Linked DNA regions of Homo sapiens: region 1 is linked to region 2. A link is an interaction called in ENCODE POLR2A ChIA-PET data of the cell type or tissue named here. Cell type or tissue: PC-3. All regions are shown on one strand.

Evidence for each region. Peaks named below come from ENCODE experiments on the same cell type or tissue, not always from the same donor. Only the 100,000 strongest peaks of a DNase experiment are listed, where the experiment ranks them.
Region 1: POLR2A ChIA-PET joins it to region 2 with 5 read pairs; 2 of 35 experiments call an interaction of 5 or more read pairs at or near these places.

Annotation. Positions count from the first base shown.
Region 1 is chr3:25,883,627-25,887,626 of GRCh38, forward strand. The region is part of intron 1 of LOC124909357 (a long non-coding RNA gene); the gene reads left to right. Among named protein-coding and RNA genes, the nearest start is that of LINC00692, 12 kb to the left of the region's middle. In PC-3, no CTCF peak of the experiment used is centred here; a DNase peak (open chromatin) is centred at 2,105; H3K4me3 peaks cover 362 bases.
Region 2 is chr3:25,793,429-25,797,428 of GRCh38, forward strand. It overlaps OXSM (3-oxoacyl-ACP synthase, mitochondrial), which reads left to right. Exons shown (of 3, transcript NM_017897.3): 3 at 664-1,103. The coding sequence ends at 1,066. Among named protein-coding and RNA genes, the nearest start is that of OXSM, 5.3 kb to the left of the region's middle. In PC-3, no CTCF peak of the experiment used is centred here; no DNase peak of the experiment used is centred here.

The sequences.
Region 1 (4,000 bases), 90 kb after region 2:
GTAGATAAGTTTAACATCTACAACCAGTTGACTTTAAGTAAATATTACTCTTGATGATGTGGGTGGGCCTCATCCAATCAGTGGAAGGCCTTAGGAGCCTCCTCCAGCTGAAGTTTCCTGAAGAAGAAGAAATTCTGCCTTAAGACTGCAGCTTCTACTTCAAAACTGCCTGAGTTTCCAGACTGCTGGCTTGCCTTTGCCAGCCCCTACAATTGCGTGAGCTAATTCCTTAAATCTCTCTCTCCCTCTCTCACTACATTTTGTCTCTTCTATTGGTTCTGTGTTTCTGGAAAACCCTGGATAATACAGCTACCAAGAGGTCTTTAGGGAGAAATGGGAATGGAGTGGTTTTGAGGAAGTTTTTTTTCTGGGATTTGTGAAGGTTTGGACTTCCAAAGTCAGACTTGAGTTTTTCTTTTTAATATGATGGCTTCCATGCTTTAAATTTCAAGGAGAAAGGTCTGGGGTCTTAGTCTCTAAATTTCTGCTCCAGAGAGTCTCAGCTTTCTTCTCAAAATGAAGTTGAGAACCAACATCATCTACTCCCACACTCAGGCTGGACGTTGAGAACTGAAACCACTCCTTAATGTCTATACTAATGTCACTTTGATATTCCACTGTTTCTATCAAAAGACTATTTTTCTAGGAATCTCTTTCCAGGCAAATGGCTTGATTATTTATTATGGGAACTGTTCTCACGCTTCTAATAAAGACATTCCCGGAGAGTGGGTAATTTATAAAGGAAAGAGGTTTAATGGACACGCAGTTCCACATGGCTGGGAAGGCTTCACAATCATGACAGAAGGCAAATGAGGAGCAAAGTCATGCCTTACCTGGCGGCAATCAAGAGGGCTTGTGTAGGGGAACTCCCTTTCATAAACCCATCAGATCTCATGAGATTTATTCACTATCATGAGAACAGCATGGGAAAGACCCGCCCCCATCATTCATTACCTCCCACTGGGTCCCTCTCATGACACATGGGAATTATGGCAGCTACAATGCAAGATGAGATTTGGGTGGGCACACAGCCAAACCATATCAGGAACTTTCCAAAAGTGCCATCAACTCTTCAGTGGAAAGCATCAGTAGATAGTTTGTACCTTAAGATTCTTTTAAATCCCTCATATTTCATAGTTCTCCTTTGCTGTTTTTACCAATCCTGGACTGTTTTATTGTGTTCCTTACCTAACCCTAATCAAGTTCCCACATTGAAAGACCTATTTGAAACCAAACTTCCAATTCTCAATAAATTCTGACCTTGCTTTGCTCTGACGAGCCCCCTATCCTGACACTGTCAGAGCTCTATGGGGGGTGATTTTCTCCCTTACCATAGTGAGCAATGAGTTCAGTTTTATCTTATCAACAGGTGTGCTGGTTTTATTGCGGGAGCCAGTATTCCTCAGATGGGATGAGATATTGAACCAGTTAATCCCAGACCTTTTGCCTGTAGCCATGATCACTTTCTCATTCATTCTGTGTTCCTACAGGCTCATAAATTGTAGATTTCTGTCCTTTAATAAGTAGCCTTTGTCCTATACTCTAGCGCCTTTGTTACTACCCTCAGGGCAAAAAGGCTAGTGAGCATATATAGCTCACTCTGTTTAAGAGATGCATATGTTCTCTTCATTTATCTTGCTCTTTGATGGGTATACAAGCCCTGGAAAGGCTTCTTAGCCCCAGTACTAGGTAAGTAAATTGATTTAACTCAGGGGTAGGTAATAGGAAATTTGATTTCATCCTCAGGTGTAAGCAGTAACCTCTAATCCAGTTTTGCCAGCAATAAAGCTGACATTTTGACTCCTGCCTAACTCCTGTAGCTTTTTCTTAATTATTTTATAATATATAGAGGGAAGATATGTGCTTGATAGTATTGTTATTTGTTATAGCACAGATCCAGCCTGTCAGTAATACTTGTTCCCCCGACTTAGCCCACCTTGCACCATCGAATCTGTGACATGAAGCTATAATTGTCAACACAGGTGCAGCTGTTAAGCTATTTACAGCTGGGATGGTCAGGAAAAATCTCATCGAAGAGGTGATTTAGTTAATGTTGAAGGAATTTATATTGGCAGGAGTGAGCTGATTGGCAGTTCAGGAGGGCTCCGATGGGAATGATGGTGAGTCACTCGGGGCCCTGGGCCATGAGCACAGGAATGTTCAGTTAAAGGAATAGTCAAGTCTGAGTGCTGTGAAAAGGTTTTTGTTTTGGCATAGTGGAAATTAAGGCAGGAAAAGTAGCTGGAGGCCAGATTTAGCTGGTGTTAGCATTTTAATAATGGAAGGCATGATTTTGAAGGATAACATATTGATTAATCAAATTGGAAATAATTCCTCAATCCTGCAAGTAGGAGGCAATTTAAAAGTAATTATTTCCAGAATCTTTGATCATTTCATTTGTTTTTTTTGTCTTTAGTTAGTTGCCCATGGAAGGTAGGATGCACGCACACACACACACACACACACACACACACACACACACACACCCTCGGTAGACTATTAGAAGTGCTTGGAGCTTTTCATCTAATGCTCATTGGCTTTCACACCCAGTAAAGCTGACTTGTGGTTGTCTCCAACAGATATTTGAGAAGAGGTAAAAAAAAAAAAATACAGTAATTAGACTGTGAAACCAAATACCATTGTATCAAATTCAGTGTTTCATTGTGGTTCTGAGTCATGGTCACACCAACAAAATGAATCAAAAGGATAGGATTATGATATACCATTAAAGGATTAACATTTCAACATTTCATAAAGTAGGCACAGAGTATTTTCTTAGTATGCCATCAACTTGCTTATTTTCTACAAACCTTGCATAACAAGATATCTATTTTTTAAACTTTGAAATAAATTATTGATTTGCCAAATTTGCAGTTTGCTAGGGCAGGGCTAGGCAAATTTGCCTAAGGATGCCAAGTACCTTCTGATAGGAAAAAGACTGAGATTCTGGTTAAAAGATAATTCTCAGAGTTAAAATCGTGACTCTTACAGATATAAAAATGAACACTCGTTAGGGCCGGGTGCTGTGGCTGACGCCTGTAATCCCAGCACTTTGGGAGGTCGAGGTGGGCAGATCATGAGGTCAGGAGATCGAGACCATCCTGGCTAACAGGGTGAAACCCCGTCTGCTAAAAAATACAAAAAATTAGCCGGGTGTGGTGGCCGGTGCCTGTAGTCCCAGCTACTTGAGAGGCTGAGGCAGGAGAATGGCGTGAACCCAGGAGGCAGAGCTTGCAGTGAGCCGAGATCATGCCACTGCACTCCAGCCCTGCGACAGAGTGAGACTCTCTCTCAAAAAAAAACAAAAAACAAAAAACTAACACATGTTAAAGATTTTATTTTACTCATATATGACAGAACCTGTCAGATTTTATATCCAATTCAAAGGGAAAGTCAAAAAGCACAAATTTATATGGATTAAGGGAATTGAATGGCAAGTCAAGGTGAAACTGGTTTTTCTACAGAAGGGAGGGAAGCTAATAGAAAATCTACTGTAATAGAATTTGCATTTCTACTAACTTACAGAGTTATAAAATAGCGTAAAGCAATGAAAGGCTAGACTCTGATAAACTGAAAGGATATGCAATATATAGACAATGTTTGGTACTGCACTGAAACACAAACTTTTTCCTGTATACTTGGGAGTAAAAACAGGGCCAGTGGGAAAGATGGTTCTGGATCTAGGAGTCGGTAGGTTCTAGCCCAGCCTGCTGGGGCAGGCTTGTACCCTGTGAGATAGCTGTAATAGGGCTGGATATTTTCCATTTGCTTCTCCAGAGGCACTTGCTCTCCTCCTCTGCTCTGAGATGCTGACTTTTCTGTATTACATCACTGGGCATCCTTGCCTTCTTTTTTCCAGTTGGCTTCACCAATTGAACTCACCAGCAGGACATGGAAGGATGAAGTTGGGTACCCCTGTGCCTCTAGCTCCCTCTCTGTGGGCTTGGTGCAGGCTAGTTGTATTCTTCAACCAAAGATCACAGCTCTGGTCAATCAGTGT
Region 2 (4,000 bases):
ATATATATACACACACAAACACACATACATACATGTATATTTCTCTTAGGAACTAAAGGAAGATGACATCCAAAACGTTTTCAGAGGTCCTTTTAGATATAATTTTTACTCTTAAGTTTGTTTGGCTTAGCTTGCCTTTGTACTTTTTGTTTAGAATTCTTATAGCCTAAATAAAGAGGATTTTGAAAGATTATTTGAAACAATGAAACAGTAGATTATTGGGAAGTATGCCAAGTTTTGAATTTAAATGTGAAAGAAAAATCATAATTATAATTCTCATAAAAAATTGCCACACTCCAAAAATCCCTAGAACAAAAATTATTCTAGTCTTGAGTCAACATGGTATTTTTTCCCCAAGGAAAACTGCCAATGCAAATAAATGAAATTATGTTTTATTTGAGATTATACAATCTTGCATTGGCTTGTGTGTTTAACTCTTGGTGATGAACCAGTCCAAGGTAGTGAGTGTGACTCATTATTCCCATACAGATGGCATCCTAACTCACATGGTAATCCAAGATAGTGTTCCGTTACTAGAGCAAGGGATTCTTTTCATCCAGTGTACTTGGATACCTACATTTGTTTCACATAAGCCATACAGATAAAGAGACTTTTGTTAAAATTAAACTTAGTCCTGATAAATGTCTTTTCTTGTTTTATTAGGTGTATGGCTGCTGCTTTAAAAGATGCAGGTGTGCAGCCTGAGGAGATATCCTATATCAATGCACATGCTACTTCCACACCATTGGGAGATGCTGCTGAAAACAAAGCTATCAAACATCTCTTCAAAGACCATGCATATGCCCTTGCAGTTTCCTCAACTAAGGGAGCAACAGGACATCTGCTGGGAGCTGCAGGGGCAGTCGAGGCAGCTTTTACCACATTAGCTTGTTATTATCAAAAACTACCACCTACTTTAAACCTGGATTGTTCGGAACCAGAATTTGATCTCAACTATGTTCCACTAAAGGCACAGGAATGGAAAACTGAGAAAAGATTTATTGGCCTCACCAATTCCTTTGGTTTTGGTGGTACTAATGCAACACTTTGTATTGCTGGACTGTAGAACATATAATTTGTAATTAAATACTGATTTTTAAATGCTATATGTGAAGAAATTATGCATTTATGTATTGATACCCAGATATACTTTATGTTAGGGTTTCTCCACCTTGGCACTATTAATATTTGGGTAAGATAATTCTTTGTTGGGAAAAGGGGGATTGTACTGTACATTGTTGGGTGTTTAACACCATCCTGATTGCTTCCTAATCTATTCCAATAGCACTCTCTTCCCCAGTTGTGACAACCAAAAGTGTTTCCAGATATTGCCAAATGTTTTCTGGGGAACAAAATAACCCCACCCCTCCTGCATCCCGCCACCTATGAGAACCATGGATCTATATTTTCCTAATACTTTAGGTCAAACAATTTTCTATAACATTTGACCTGCTCCTATCCCTTTCAACTCCTTTTTGCTAGGCAGGGTTGCTATACTATAGTACTCCAGGCGTACCATTCCCATACAATATATAGGAAGGAATATAACAAAGTTTGCATCAGCATTCTTTGAGTTAAACTGTCAGCCAGTAATGATCTATTTACTCCTTATACACCTAGCCCTGTTTTCTTCATATTATCCATACTGTAATTCAGTATAATGAAATTTCTCTAAACTCCCAAGCCATCAGTTCTCTGAAAGAAGAAACTGAAATTGATTTGACATGTCTTATTCTTTTTGTCTTTATGTTGGCACCTAGTGATTAACGGAGATAAAAATCTTTGGGACGTGGAGCAGAAATTGTTCATGACTTGGGCCACGTCCCCTTGGCTTTCCTCTAACTTTTTTTAAGCTTTGCTAGTTTCCTGTGTTTTCCCAACATCCTACTATAAGTGTTGGTGGTTCCTCTACTTCTCTGCCTTGTTTTCTCTAACACGGAGTGTTCATCCGCCGCAGCCTGGAAGTGTTGGTAGGGGGAAGGGAACACATTCCCCAGAGGCAATACTCGACCAATGAGGGATGACGGTGGCTAAGTGCCTCAGCCTCCTTTCAGAAGGGTATCTATGGTTCTCCACAGTTTTTCAGAGGGTCCCCAGTGAATCGGAAGTTTAGTTACCCACAGCATTAGCTAGCTCTAATACTCCCTTCACTGGCTTTTATTTTCCCTTTCCCATGCTCCCTGATTGTTAATCTCATTCCCAGGAATCACCTCCCAAACAAACTGCTTGTTCTGAGGTTCTGCTTTCTGGGCAACTCAAACTAAGAACGTTTATGTTGTAGTGGGGGTTTATATATCAACGGGATAGAGTGAATAGGGGATAAACAGGGTGTGTGTATTTCTGCTGAAATGAATAGAGTTTCCCACATTGCAATAGACTGGACACATTGCCTGCCCACTGACTTTGACTATAGTACTTTATCCCCTTTATGCCAAAGACTCCAGCTGTGTCTTCACATAACTATAATCAGTTTTAATTTTCATGAGCACACATTTATTCATTCAACTGAAGTCTGTTGGGTGCTAACATAGACCTGGCTTTGTACTGGTCACCAGTGATGAAGAGAGTATGTCAGAGAAAGTTTCCTAAAGGAAGCTGAGGCTGTAAGGGTGAACAGGTCTTAGCCAGGTTGAAGGAGAAGATAAAGAAGGAAGGGTGTTCCAGTCAGGGAATTCAATGCGGGAAGGTTTAGAAGTCAGAACATTTGTACTAAACATAGGTGCATATACCCTAAGATGGATTAGGAAATAATGGCAAAAAATCTGGAAAGGTAGGTCACAAATAACTACAAGTTTTGTTCAAGGCAGTAAGGGTAATAGGAAGCCATTTAAGGTTTGGGATGGTGTGATGGCTTTGTAATGTGTCAGTTTGGCGAGGCTGAACTACATTTCACAGCATTCCCTTTATTGTATGTTCTCGGTTAGGGTGGGCCATAGGAAATTCTTGTGGGAGATTTGGAGGATGGAAGTGAAGCAGCAGCTGTTTTGTAGCTCATGCATGTTGCTTAATCTGCTAGCTCATCTTGGTGTGAGACTGGCTGAGTCTTCAACTGCTTCACCTTTCCCTGGATCCTCTGTCAGTTTCCCTGACTCCTGGACCAGGTGTGTGTTTCGTTCCATGATAATGAAGGACCTGACCTTCTGCCCCATACCACCAAAGTCAGAGGCCATAAGAACTGACAGATTCCTTTCTGTCACTTTGTTTGTGGATTCCATCTTGTTACTGGAATTTACATCCATCTTCCCTTCCCAACTGCCTGCCCTGTGGACTTCAAACTCCATCATCAGAAGATGACAGGCGAACATAGCTGCATTACAGAAACTTTAACCAGTTCTCACAATTGTGTAACTGGTTACACAAACTGTCAAATCCCTATAGCAGATATCTATATATGTCTTAGTGGTTCTATTTCTCTGAGTCAACATTGACTGATACATGTGAAGAAGAAGGGTTTATTGGGGGTGACATAATCATATTTTCTTTTGGAAACATCACCCTGGCTGCAGAGTGAAGAACAGCTTGGAGGGAAGCTTGATTCCCATAAGGGAATACAATCAGACGGTATTGCAAAATGTAGGTAAGAAAAGATGGTGGCCTGGATGAAGAAGAATATTTTGACCCAAGTTTCTTCCAAAATTGAAAATCATGTGTTTTTAAAAAATCAACTTTACCAGGGCATAATTTATATATCAAATACATTTATATGCCATTTTAAGTGTACAGGTCAATTAATTTTGATATAAGTATGCACACACATGGAACCACCACCTCAATCAAAGAACATTTCTGATACCCCAAAATTCCTTTTGCCCTTTTGCAGTCAGTGCCCCCAGCTCCAGAAAATCACTGAAGAGCTTTCTGTTACTATAGGTAAGATGTACTTTTCTAGAATTTTAAATAAGTGGAGTCATACAGAATATAACCTTTCGTGCCTGCCTTCTTATAATGTTTTTGAGGTTTATCCATGTTATTGATTGTGTCAGTAATTCATTTCTCTTTT